Linked DNA regions of Homo sapiens: region 1 is linked to region 2. A link is a contact called in ENCODE Hi-C or POLR2A ChIA-PET data. All regions are on one chromosome and are shown on one strand. Each heading gives the region's core, a stretch centred on a gene start or an enhancer-like site at or near the end of the contact. The rest is flanking DNA. Distances are from core to core; before and after follow the strand shown.

Region 1 (7,176 bases), core at 154-2,653, 40 kb before region 2:
TTCCGGGGGACAAGGACTGTGTCTGGCTTATCTAGCCCCCCAGCACAGTGCCGTGAACACACAGCTCAGTAAATATTCAGTGAATCATTCAAAGAGTGAAAGAGAGTAACCTCATGACCTTTTCCCAGCTTCCACAGGATTGGACAGCTGGACACTGATATCTGAAGGACATGAATTCCATCCTTGCTCCCACTCTGTGGCCACTGCTTAATACGGCCAAGGCCACGGGAGCTGTTGGCCATAACAGCCTCTGAACTAAGCTGCTTCTGCAAGAACCTTTCTGCTGTCATTTTCATTTTGAACTTATTGCACTCCTCTCCTGTCTCCAGAGGAATTTTTTTTAATTTAATGACTGGTGGAAAAAAAGGATTTGATGAGAGGATTCTGCTTTAACCACACATTTTCAATAAAGCACATATTTGATATAAGAAAAACCTATAGTTTTTCATGTTATTAAAAAGGCAAACCTCCAATACTGCTAAAATCAAAACATCAAACACATCTATGCTTCCTAGCAACAGCATATCCGAGTGGTTTCCCCTCTGCTCTCTGCTTTCTCTGGCACAAGGGCCATGCCTGTCAGACAGAGGCAAGTGCCTCTGCTTCCCAGGCACAGTTTTGAACGACAGATGTATTACCCACTGGGCACCCTCCACACTGCTTCTTGGAGAACAGAAGGGCAAGCCAGGAGTGACAGGTGCCAGCTCCACCTCGGAGCCAGATATCCAGCGTTCTGGCTGTTTTCTCTGCCACCACAAAGGGTCTTCAGCTGGACAATGTTTGTCAATCTGAAGGTCAGCTTTCCTGGGAGCAATGGCAGGATCAAGGCAGAACGCAACAGTGCAAGGAAGATAGCAAGAAAACCACCATTTGGTCATATGGCTTTCCTTGTTCCACATATCTAGGAAGGTCATAGAAGTGAGTGAAGGCATCTTAGGTTTATTGGTACCTGGGCATCAATGGAAAACAGGGGAGGGAGAAGATAGGGAAGACAGAGTCCTAGCTGAGTGAGCAGAAGTGTGGTTAGCTACCATAAGCCTATTAAAAAACTCACATTTTAATCCTTGAAATCCTGCCCTAATTTCCCTAATCTGAGTTGCATGGAGACAACTAAAGGTAGTAGCCAAGGTAGGAAGGCACATCCATGTCACATTATACCTATGAAAACAATGTCATCCAATATCACGCTCTTTTCCTCAGCCCTATACAGGCACGTTCACACACTCATTCTTATCCTTCCATCGAAGGGGTACAAAAAACACCACTGTCACATGAAAAACACGGCCAGAAGCTTCAATCCTGGGAACTGTGAGGCTGTTTTATTGAGCTGTCAATGAAAGGGCAGGGCTAGCCTGCTGGGCCAGCCAGCAGGGAGCTCCTGCTGCTCTGTCCACGGCTTTCCTGGGCCAGCCCCAGTTTGGCATCCCTGTGGCTACTGTCCATGCTGGCTTAAATATTGTTGAGAATATTCCAGGTTCTATGGCTGCCTGGGGTTGCCAGGACAGAACAGCAAGTCCAGGCATTTTCATTAGCTTGTGGATTTCATAACCTTCATCTGGGGAGACAGGGCAGGAGGATACCTGGAACGGGAGTCCAGCCTGTTTCTCTGGTTGTAGATATAAAAGTTATCTCCGGTTCAGCTTTCCCAAATTCTCCCCTCATCCCCCTATACTCAAGTTAAATTGTTAGCCCACTCCTCAGTGAAAAGAAGGCACTCATGGAGCTCTGTTTGTTTCAGGCACTAAACAAGGTACAGAGGCTAACAGAGATGGGCTCCTCCAAGAAAACAGGATTGTGCAAATACTAAGAACCAAACTCCAAATGACATAAAGACTATTATGAATGAGAAAAAGGAAATTCTAGGCTAAGGGAGGTGCCTGAGTAGAGGCACAGAATTTCCAAACCACCAGATCTTAGATTTGATAGTCATGTGGTCAACCTCCCAATATCAAAAACAATACAAAGCAAAAAAAGTCCCTGACAGAGAATCATGCAGCCTCTTCCTGAGACCTCACAGGACAGGGGGCTGGTTTTCCTGCAGGGCAGCTCAGCAGATCTGCTGGTTATGACATTTCTTTCTTCTAGGGATCCAAATCCTCATAATCTCCAGTTAACTCTCAGGTCTGACATCAGGAGCCACACAGAATCACTCAATGTGTCCCTGCTCATAAGGACTCTTCAGTTACCTTCCTGCGCTCCCCTGCTCAGCCTTGTATTTTCATCTTCCTGCCTTCTGTGTTCCTCCCTCCCTGTCAACTGCTTGCTTCCCGGCTTGTCAAGAACAAAAATCCAACAACCAAATTAACAAGAGAAAAACCTACCAAACCATTTTTGTTCATGATTCACAGTGAATCTCTTACTTGATTGCCTGCCCACTGTCCCTACCTTATATACATTGCTTACTTATACATTCCAACACTTTTTACCTAATTTAGACGCTCTCCAATTACTAAAAATATTTATTTTTAAATCCTCCTAACTTTCCCCAGGAGGTGAATGGCATTACGTGCACAGCAGCACACAGGAGCTCCAGAAATGATCATTCACCTCTGACCCTCTTCTGAAGCTATGGATTGTTTTTGTGGAATAATGTAGGCATCTGTGGACACAGAGACCTCCTTTAAGGAAGTAGCAATTCTTAGGATTTTTCATGGATGCCAGCTTTGGAAGAAGCTCCACATACTTGCTTTTAGTAGAGGTACGCTTTTAACAGTGACCAAACAGCTATCACGCATGTATGGAATCTAAAATATTTTCTCCCTTGATAAGGCCATATATCAGACCATATGTGAAGAGTATAATCTTCATGCCCACAGTTAAATTCTCGCCCATCTAATAACGGGGAAGGGATGTGCACCATTTTGCTATTTTCTCTATACCCAGGGGCCACATCTTTAAGGAGCCCAAAGCCAGAGACTATATAACCAGTAACCCTTAGAAATACTCCTGTTGGGAAGTTAAGCTATCTTTGCTCAAGTAGGAAACACTGGCTTCACGGAGGGAAAAACTGACCATGATTAACAGACTTTTGCTGAATTGTCACTCTTCTAGAGATAACGCCTCATTTCACTTTGGGCCCCATCCTAGCAGAGCCCGGCAAATCTTGCAAGATGGTCTCAGGAGCTGGCCAGGGAGAGGGAAGCTTGGTCACGACCCCCCTCTAGTGGCCGAGAGTTACTGCATGAAGTAACCATAATTCTTACTCCAGCATTTGCTTCTAAATCAAACAACTCACCTTTTTGGAGGCTGGCTGATAAAAAAGAACATAAAAATGGTGCTTGGCAGAAAATCAATCACTCTTCTCTTAAACTTGTGCTCAATTCATCACCGTCATGCTTACTGTAAAACAATTGTAAGGCTGGTGAACTAAACCCCTGTGTAATCCTAAACACCTACCCCTGATGCCTGCCAAGAAGGGTGAGTGCATCTGAGGCAGGCTTCTGGAAAGGGCAGGGCGAGATGGGCCACCACCAGGAAGAAGCCTCTGCTCCGTCCACCTTTTTCAATCTTTTTTATCTTTTTCACGAAATCTCATTTCACCTATGTACTACATCGAACGTCACATATTTTTTTGTCTCTAAAAAGAATCTCAAGTACAAGAGAGTCGGAATCCTTCACCTAAGCAGAAGAGAAACATTCTTTACCACTAAAGGAAAAACTAAACTGTTTTTCCTGCTTCCACACGCTGACTCAACACAGAAAGCTTCGGTCACCAAAACATGTAGGGACTTCTCCCCACTAACCACTAGTTCTCCAGCGGACACCAACTAGATGTCCTGAAATTTAACTCAATTCTGACACTATCTACTGGAGTTAGCGTCAGATCCCACAGCAAAGGTCCCAGTCCCACAGCACTGCTCCCCACTTTAGATATCAATCACAGTCCCAGGTTGTGGCCTGTGCTTCTGACCAACCGGTTTATAAATCGGAGTTTCCACAACCCCCTTCTTGGATCCAGTTAATTTGCTGGAGTGACTCACAGGACTCAGGGAAACACTTAAGTTGCCCAGTTGATTACAAAGGCTGTTACCAAGGATACAGATGCACAGCCAGATGGAAGAGATGCACAGGGTGAGGGTGTAGGAAGGGATTCAGAGCTTCTGTGCCCTCTCCAGGCACACCACCTTCCAGAACCCAGGCACACCACCTTCCAGAACCCCTGTGTGTTTAGCTATCCAGAAGCTCCCCAAACCCTGACCTTTGGGGTTTTCGTGGAGGTGCCATTACATAGACCTGATTAATTATATCACCAGCCATTGGTGATCAACTCAACTTTCAGCCCCTCTCCCCTCCTTGGAGGCTAGAGGGAGAGGCTGAAAGTCCAACCCTCTAATTACATGGTTGGTTCCTCTAGCAATGGAGCCCCTCTCCATCCTGAGGCTGTCCAGGAGCCCCCCAAGGATCATCTCATTAGAACAAAAGATGCTCCTATCACCAAGTAAATTACAAAGGATTTAGAAGCTCTGCATCTCTCACTCCTACCATTCAGGAAATTAATTGCAAAGGTCTTAGGAGCTCTGTATCAGGAACTGGGGTCAGAGACCAAATTCAAATTTAAAAAAAAGATTTCCCTAGTGCCCTTACCTACACAGTTTCAGGAGCTCTATGTCAGAGAGCAATATACACATTTCAATATACACATTTCACATCTACCAAGTCTGAGGTGGTAATACCATCAGGGACCAAAAGTATCAGCGTGTTGCCAATATTCAGCCACGTCTTGGGGTAAGCCTGATTCTTAGTTTGTAAAGTGATGGGGTCTCCACAGTACTAATATTCTGTGATTCTGTCAAGATATGAACTTGCCCAGGGCTCAGCTAGCCCCAAAACTAGGTAGTATATGTATTTTAAAAGCCCCCAGCCCAGAAATGAGAGAGGGATCTTTACCCCAAAGAAACTCACTGTCTCCTTTTTGGTGAGCTCATCTCATCATAATTCTACTCCCAACATAGATACATACCGTCTTTGAAATTGTTCTAGTCCCCTCAACAAACACCAAGAGAATATCCGCTGTGTGCAACCTGTGGGCTGGGCATTGTGGGAAATGCAGAAAGAAAGAAGAACCTGGCTTCGATCCGGAGGCCTTTGGGGCGTGGTAGGGAGAGCAGGGCAGAACTGGCTTCGATCCTGGGGCCTTTGGGGTGTGGTGGGGAGAGCAGGGCAGAACTGGCTTCGATCCTGGGGCCTTTGGGGTGTGGTGGGGAGAGCAGGGCAGAACTGGGCCAGGCAACACTCAAGGAGGAGTCTTGAGGGCAACATATTAAGGGGGCACTAGCTCTCAGGCTCCAGTAAGTACAGGGCTGGCACTTGAGAGCAAATGCCTTCTTCAATGTTGCTTCTCATGTCTGGGCCCTAGAGGAGAAGAAAACATGCCTACACAATTGTCCCACGGCATAATCTACTCGAAGAGGCAGCAAGGTAAGTGATCACCACACCAAGATTGAACCTCAATTGTGTTATCTTGGGCACATTATTACCCCTTTCCACATTCTCCTTTCCTTGCCTAATCTCTCCCTTAGGGTTCTCAGAAGGTAAATGAAAATCTGTATTCTCCCCTTCCCCCAACGAATCCCTAAAGAAAAGAGCAAAATTCATCCATGCACAGAAATGGAAATGGTTAGAGGACTAAGCAAAACAGAAATTGCAGCATTCCATCTCCAGCCCCACTGAAGTTCAGAGTTTGAAGGATGTGCAGGAATTGAACTTTGTTCTTTCTTTCCTATCACCCTAGGGTGCCATCCCCCGGGATGCCAGCCCCAGCATTGTCTCTAGTCTTCCCATTGGCAGCCGAACAATACTAGCCTGGGTTTGCCTGTGTTGGCCATGGCCACCTCCAGAGAGTGCAGTAATTGGGAGTGTGGAGTCACAAATGGCGGTGAGGAAAATTTATGAAAGTGAAGGCCTCTAGCATCTGGAGGCCACACCCCAGCCACACGCAGCAGTCACCACCAGCCCCCTGCTTCAAAGGGGCCGATCCTTCCATAGGCCTTTTTCACATTAGGCAGTGGATGGCTGCCAAGTCCCACAAACAGGCAAAGGCACAAATCCTCCACTACGTGCATTAATCAAAGGGCGGCAGAGGCGGCTGCCCCTGGAGGATGCGGTACAGTGGTGAACTTTTTCAGATGCTGGGGGCCTTGCATCAAGCATCTGCCGTGCCTTTTGGCTCCACAATAAACCAGCATTCACATCCCATCACTGCACAAGAAAGGGTCTTTTCACACTCAATGCCCTTTGCAGCCTTGGCTGCCGAGGGATAGCTCAGTCCACTGGACCTAAACAGGGTGCTACCCGTCCCAAGAGGCCCACCCCCACCCATCAGTGGGGCTGGCACGCCACCATCCTCAAATCCCAGAAAAAGGACTCCATGACCAGACATTCCCCAAAGCCAAATCATAAACACCACAGGCCTTCCCCTCCATGCCAGCTTCCCCACACCCTCTGCTAGAATGAGAGCACCCTCAGATGAGCCCCTGAGAGTTGGAATGTGAGGCCTGTTTTCTATAAGCAACTGCAGAGATAATTGCCTAAAAGGCCCCAGAACACTGGCCCAGAGGCATCACATGATTTTCTCTTTTTACCATCACATTACTAATAAGTGGCAAAGACAGCATTCAAAGCTGAGCCCTCACCCTCTCCCCTAAGACAGGTCGCCTTCTAAAGCACATGCTGTTCCTTCTAGCTGGGGTGTTCTTCCTCCCCCTTCTCCTAGTTAAAATCCACTCCTCCTTCAATATGCAGCTGAGTAGCTTTCTCAGGGAAGGTTTCTGAGATCCCCAGTCTAGATAAGGTTGCTCTTAAACATTCTCCTGGCATTCTTGCATGGCCCTTATCACACCCTGCAACTACACCCCCATGGGAGCGATCCCTCACTCCATCTACTCCACCATGCCCCAGGGCTGGCAGGTGTTGCTCACCAATTTTCCCCAGCCCTAGTGCAGAGCCTGTTCTAGGGTACATGCTCAAAACCTGTTTTCTGAATGCATTACTTACAGATGTTTATATAGTCAAGTCCAGATAAAGCGACTACTAAGTGACAATGAGATTTACAGGGTTAAATGGCCTCAAAGTGAAGGAGGAATAGGCATTCCATGGATTTAACTACTACTAACATACTGAGGGAAGTTCTGAAAACTGGAGTAGACAGCTAGGAGGTCAGTGGTGGTCTTAGCAGGA
Region 2 (6,545 bases), core at 534-3,033:
TGGGCATGACTTCATGAACGAGGAGGCAGTAAAACCAGTGCCCTTTTTCTTCGAAAAAAAAATCAGGGTATACTTTAAACTACTACAGGCCAAGAAAATGCCACCGAGCTCAAATCACCACTTTGGTCTATCTAGGTGTGCATAAGATTAGCTCCTAACCCTTTTAACCAGGGACCTACTTTGGATTCTTGTCTCTAATGTTTAGCAATTGATTGCACAGAAGAAACCTAAGCCCTGTTCATTCAAAGACTCAAAAAAAGTCTTTGAGTGAACAGGGACTCAGAAAATTAAGTCCTCTTGGTGACCCAAAGGAATCTGGGCACCCACATGATCCTGGACTGTTCTTATAATTTCCTCACCTGGCACAATGATTCTCAAGATGTGGTTCCTGAACCCCAGCATCAACCTGGGAACTTGTTAGAAATGCAAATTTTCAAGCCCCACCTAGACCCACTGAATCAGCTCTGTAGGTGATTCCATTTCATGCTAAAGCTTGAGAACTATGGACCTAACACATAGGCTATGTAATAGGTATAACAAACTACTTGAGAAATAAATGAATGATGAGCAAATGAAGAGTCCTGAGCTTTACTAAACCCCTGCTCAGTATAACCTGCCCATAGTTAATGGTGGAAAACACTGCAGCGTGCCCCCTCCATGTCTGGTGAATGCTGGTGCATGAAACTGTAATAATTTGGCCTCTGCTTTTGCTTTCTAATTTCCTGTCCACACACCCTGAAGTCTATGGCACCACCTCACAGAACAGTCTCTCAGCTGCCTGTGCCAGGCTCTCCCTAGCCTCCATGGCTGTGAACATGAAGTCTTCAGTGGCTGGAATATTTTCCTTTGTTCTCTTCCCCAGCCTCCTGCTCCTCTTTTTGTCCAGCTAAACCCTACATATGCTTTTGGTTTTGGCCTAGAAGTCACCTCCTCCAGGAAGCCAGCCCCCAGGCAGAGTACGTTTCTCATAGCATCCAGCATATCCTCTATCAGAAAACACAACCCTCTCTCTCGACATTCCTGTTAACTTGTTTTGCTCATTCATTAACATGCCCTGCAAGCTCTGTGAGCTAGAGGACTCCTTTCTCATTCCCTGGAGGACTCCTTTAGAATTCCAGCACCTTGAACAGTGCCTGGTGTCTTATTTAATCAATCAATCACAACTGTAAAAGAATCTATGCTCTTTTTTGGTAATAGGTAAGATGTGCCTATTTTAATTTATTGATTGATTTCATTGGACTCCTAGACATGAATAATTGACCATTAATCTAGAAAAGATGCCTTTGGATACACTAGTATAATTTTCTCAGCACTTTCTTCCTTAATAAAACTGCCAACCCCCAAGTCTTTTTTTTTAATGTGTACACTTCTGAATATCTGGTCTCGGCTACACAACTGCTCCATCTCTGTGTGCAAGTGTCATGGACAGTGCAGCAACCCTGCTGCTCCTTTTACTTGCCAAGTCAGAAGAAAAATGAGACTGAGTCTCAGATTTCCGAATAAACAGAGTACAATGTGTTGGAGTGTCCAGGAATGCAAAAGCCTCCACTCCTATTTCGTATTTGCACATGCCCCCATCAATTTTAATTTTTGCCAAGTTGATTGGGAAACGGACAGAGTCCTGGATGGCCGTCAAACCCAGCACAGCTCTGAGCCCAAGCCCAAAGCCCTGATACTGCTCCCAAAACAGCACAGAGGCCAGTGTGCCTTCTCTGAGAGGCCCCTGCTGCTGCCAGAACACCAGCTGATTTCACAAGATGCTGTGCCTGCCCATGTGGTTTCACTGAGTCATGATGCTGGCCTCATAATGCATCAAAGCTCCAACCAATCTGTATGTGGCCTGATGGAAACCAGCCCACACAGGGCCACCTCTGAGGACACCCACCCCAGGTCCTCTTGCTTGCAAGGAGTTCTGGCACCCAGGTGGATATCCTGATTTTTCAAAGGGCGACCTGATACCACAGCACTCAGGCCTGTTCGCACAAGAGCCACTAGGCCTTGCTGGTGATGTGACGAGGAGAAAGAGACACCTTGGTCATTCCATCTGGGATTTACAAGGGAAACCTCATCCAGCCTCATGAGAACCTGTTGGGTGAAGATATTATCTCTATTTCATAATGAAAAAAAAAAAGGAAATTCAGAAGCGTTAGATCCTTTGCCAATGGCCACTGTCACTTACTCTCCAACTTGTTCCAGAAAGGATTTAAGTCAGCTTACAAAACTACATGCAGAATAAAATAAAATGCAATGTGAATGAGAGGAAAGAAACAGGAAAGATAAAAATAAAACCAGGCTTGAGGTTAACTAAAAAAAATCATGCCTGGAAGTTCTGTATATTGGATAGAAATGGGTCATAAACTTGGCTCTGAGCTGTCTGATAACTCCTGGGAAAAGGGAAAAAATACAGCTCATGTCCTCAAGTTCTTTCACTTTTCTCAGAGGAGAGAACTTTGAGTCTTCTTTCAGAATCTTTCAATATTTCATTTGCATACAAAATGAACTAACATTATTTTCTCCATCCAATGAGGAGAAGGCAATAGGGCAAAGGGAAGCTAAAACGAAAAGACATAAGCTTAAAGATAGAAATACCAAGGAGATCTCAGAAGTCCCTTCCCCTTTCAAGGGTCTTCTAGGAAAGGTGGTCCTAACTGCAACTGACACGCCAACATTAACTTTGAATTATCACATAAAATTAAATTATACTCATATTACTGTTTACAAAGGCAAGGAAGATGAGCATGAAAAAAGTTAAAATTTGTCATGTATTTCTTCTTTTCCTACAGCCTGAATTCTACCCCTACAAACAACAAAACAAGACACCTGAGCTCCTTCTCAGCCTCCACCCTGTAAAGCACACTGAGGGCGAGTTGATTATTTCTCAAGTTCAGAGTTGTATATTCATCTTATGGAATTAATTATCTTTTCTGCACCTTCCCCTTCAGTTCAATCTTATCCATTGAAAGAATTTATGAAAAGTGCATTATGGAAATTTTAACTCATTCCAAAGTGTTTGTGTTTATTTTTATTTTTGTTTCATTTTAGGAAACAGTATCAATTTCTGCACAGAATGGGAAGAAGTTATTCCGAACGAGTCTAGCAATGACCATGTAAAATAAAGAAGAAAACCTCTTCAAGTACTGGCACCAGATGGCATAGGACGTTCTGAAGGTAGGTAAACACCACACAGAACAGGCTTCTATAATAAAATTATATTAATAATGAAATTGACCTTGACTGAGCATTTGCTCTGTACCAGGCCTGGATACGTGCCTTATCTGGAATGACTGATGCAACCCTCACACAAACCCTCATAGCAATGGGGTAGGTCCTCTCCGCATCCCCTTTTACACATGGGGGAATAATCAGGGGCTTCAGTGGGTGAGCTCGCCTGCCTAACAGCAAGGGCTTGCAAGTTAAGGAGCTCAGAAGTTGACCCAGGCAGTCTGGCTGCAAAACCAACTTGACACCTGTACCACACTCATTCGTACCATTGTACTTGTCCTTTTCTAAAAGCAGCAGTCATGGCGGCCTTCAAACAGGCCTTGCCCTGTCCAGTGTGGGACCTGCTGCTCCCCTGCCTGCCTCCTCACTGGCTCTTCCCAGAGGGCACGTTCCCTTCAAGGGAGAGCTCCCCACACAGTCTTTTCCTGCCCACCTACCTCAAAATCGGCCACCCCCAGGCCCACCCCATCACACTACCCTATTCCCACCATTACTCTTCTTGCAGTCAGGATGGCCTTATTTCTCATGCATAGCTGTCTGCCCACACTAGGCAATGATTTTCTGAAGGAAGAGCTTTGTCTCTCTTGCTAAGTTCCAAATCGCCATCCCTATGACAGAACCTAGCATGTAGCAGGTGTTCAGCTGAAAGCTGTAAAAAGGAGTGAATTAAATAACTGATAAACTCCTCCTCTGAGAGCTCATGGCAGAACAGGATATTTGAAAACCCGAGTGGACAGTGATAGAAGTGTGTACACTCTGACTGTTCTCTGATGGAGCCCCCAGACCAGGTGTGCCTGTCAGGCTAGCTGCTCAGCTGCGCAGGCGACCTGGAATGAGTCCCTTCCCCTCTCAGTGCCTCAATTAGCTACACGGTAAAATGAGGAAAACACTCCTCATGTCAGCCTCATTCTCATGCATGCAAAGATCTTTACACCCATAAATAATGAAAATATAATTAAGTTACACCATTCTGCCTCCTGCTAAGAAGTAATCAAGAAGTCCCCTAAGCAGCCAAAAGAGATGCTACAAAATAATTAGTGTTTTACCTGCTACAGTGACACTTATTCAAATCTGTGCTCAAAAGTCCCTTCTAATTGCATCTCAGAATGTAATTTTCTGAGGAGAAACACTATAAAATTCCAGGATGTTTATGCTTAAAATAAACTTAGAGCTAAATATATAAAATCAAATCAAAATGGCATTTAACCTTGACCTAGGAAGGTTATGCAGTAAAGAATTAACCTTGCCCAAAGAGAGTCTGGTCTTGCCCTCTGCCTTTGGCCACAAAGAGACAATCGTTAAGCCCCTGGAATGTCCTGCCTGACAGGAGTGTGTTTTTTGCCTGAGGCATTTGGTCACTAGACAGTCTAACAATAGGATTTAGTATGGGGCTTTGGGCTATGCAATAACATTTCCAACATCTAGAGAAATTGAAGACCAAAAGCATTAGCACATTACACCTCCAAGAGGGGCTAGAAGATAAGATCATCCATGCAGGTGGCATGCGATCGGGTTCCAATAAAAACTCTGAACACCAAAGGCTTGGGTGAGCATTGCTGGTTGGCAATGCCCAGTGGATACTGTGGACAAGAGGAGTTAATGCCAGCCCATGATGCCACGAGGTGAGGACAGCAGAAGCTCTATGTTTAGACATCTCTCAATTCTGCCTTATGTATCTCTTTTGATTTTGATCTATATCCTTTTCCTATAATATAAATCACACCCATGAGTATTACCACTTGAGTTCCTTCTAGCAAATTCCTGACCTTGAGAGTCCTCTGGGATCACCTCTAAACTTGTGGTGTCAGAAGTGAGAGTAGTCCTGTGTGGACTGTGCCCTTTCTAACTTTGAAGCTGGCTAACTATACAGTTGACTCAATCTCTCTACAAAGATTAATCTATCTGTTAAGATATGAATAGTTTTCTATATTTTCTCTTTTTAAAGAAACAGTATTTGTCTTTCTTCAAGATGAAAAATTAAACATAAGAGGATTTTAGACTTGGATAAAATGATGTTCCATACATTTTCATACCTTTCTGAATGAATTCGTGTCTTTCTTTTTACTTGGGCTCCAAGAAAATTGGACTGACCAGATTTTGAAGCTAAAATTCAGGTAGCTAGAAAGCTTTTTAAGATCCTTGTTTTGGGTGACTTGGATGGATCAAACAGGAAAAAGCCTACTTGTGGGTGAGGTGGAGAAGAACGAATGAAAGATTGAAGGGAAATCACCATAAAGCTTTGAGTCCAGCCTGACAGAAGGCTCAGAGCCAATGACAGGGCAAAAGGGATGCGACTATTAGGCAAATTGCTGAGTGACGCCAAGGTAAAGGACTAATCACCCCATTGGAGGTCCAGTTGTTGTAACACCATACAAGAAGAGGCTAGTTTGAGGACCTCAGGCAAACTGAGAGAGTCAGGGCAGAAACATCTGTGGATGCGAGTATTTCATAAGAAGACGACAAGCCCAAACACTACCTGAGGGACAGAAGAGGAACCAGGGGGTCCAAGAGACTTGTGAATTATAAATAGGCAGAGGTAGATGGAGAGATTCAGAAGGGTCATCTTGCCTGCCACTGGGAGTTGCAAATAGACTTGTGCAATAAGAAGTGCTCACGGCATTTGGAGCATCAAAGGTGGACCAAAGACTCTACTCACTCTGACCAGTTTATTACATGAAAAGACAGAGAAGTGTGCACACTTTGACTGTAAGTGTCTAATTGTGCATGGGGATAAAGACCTAAGATGAACTCAGAATTGGGGACAGCAAAAGTCACAAGGAGATCAGAGAGGATGCCAGTGAAAGGCAGGCTAGGAGAAGCAGCCCTTCTATGGGTGGTGCTGGGTGAAATACAAAAGGGTCAAAAAAGAAGAGGCTCCCCATTCCCCAGAGAACTTAAAATCCAATGCTGAAGAAATAAGAAGCAGTGCAACATAGAACATGAGTTAAATGATAATAAGCACAATTGGAATAACTAAAAACTAAAGAGCATTTTCCAAAGTCTAGGATGAAACTGGAGCTGTGTCTTCAGCTTAATTCATGCCTGAGGTTGCATTTTTAAAAAATTTTTTCAATCAGACCTTGGTGATGACCTTGAGCAGTAGGATATAAATAACTCCTACATGCTTAGAGTTCCAAAAATGGAACACTAGGCATAAGTGGGTTAAATCAATGTAGAAAGTGAAGGCATCTTAGGGAGGCAGGAGAATGACATGAACTCAGAGGCAGGGATGTTCATTGTGTTTGTAGACACGGTGAATTAAAAACAGACTTTTAAGGACTGAAATGTGATAAGTGCTACAACTGCGGTGTCTACTGCCACCT

What was found. A loop is a pair of places that touch in the nucleus more often than their neighbours do. ChIA-PET counts read pairs that join two places held with the same protein, here RNA polymerase II (POLR2A). Pooled maps may share reads with other maps.
Region 1: a map of gastrocnemius medialis shows a loop between it and region 2 (6-fold over the local background). The contact joins two enhancer-like sites. A Hi-C loop is called at or near these places in 6 of 168 maps with a recorded cell type or tissue (A673, IMR-90, MCF 10A and 3 more) and 7 of 50 pooled maps. POLR2A ChIA-PET finds 5 or more read pairs at or near these places in 1 of 52 experiments (H1).

Annotation. Positions count from the first base shown.
Region 1 is chr7:34,130,363-34,137,538 of GRCh38, reverse strand. The region is part of intron 13 of BMPER (BMP binding endothelial regulator); the gene reads right to left. Among named protein-coding and RNA genes, the nearest start is that of BMPER, 230 kb to the right of the region's middle. Within about 2 kb of position 1,403, at least 2 of the 41 ENCODE cell types and tissues checked have a DNase peak (open chromatin) inside an H3K27ac peak, as active enhancers do; they include gastrocnemius medialis and psoas muscle, where a contact is called at or near this core.
Region 2 is chr7:34,091,514-34,098,058 of GRCh38, reverse strand. The region is part of intron 13 of BMPER (BMP binding endothelial regulator); the gene reads right to left. Among named protein-coding and RNA genes, the nearest start is that of BMPER, 190 kb to the right of the region's middle. Within about 2 kb of position 1,783, at least 12 of the 41 ENCODE cell types and tissues checked have a DNase peak (open chromatin) inside an H3K27ac peak, as active enhancers do; they include gastrocnemius medialis and psoas muscle, where a contact is called at or near this core.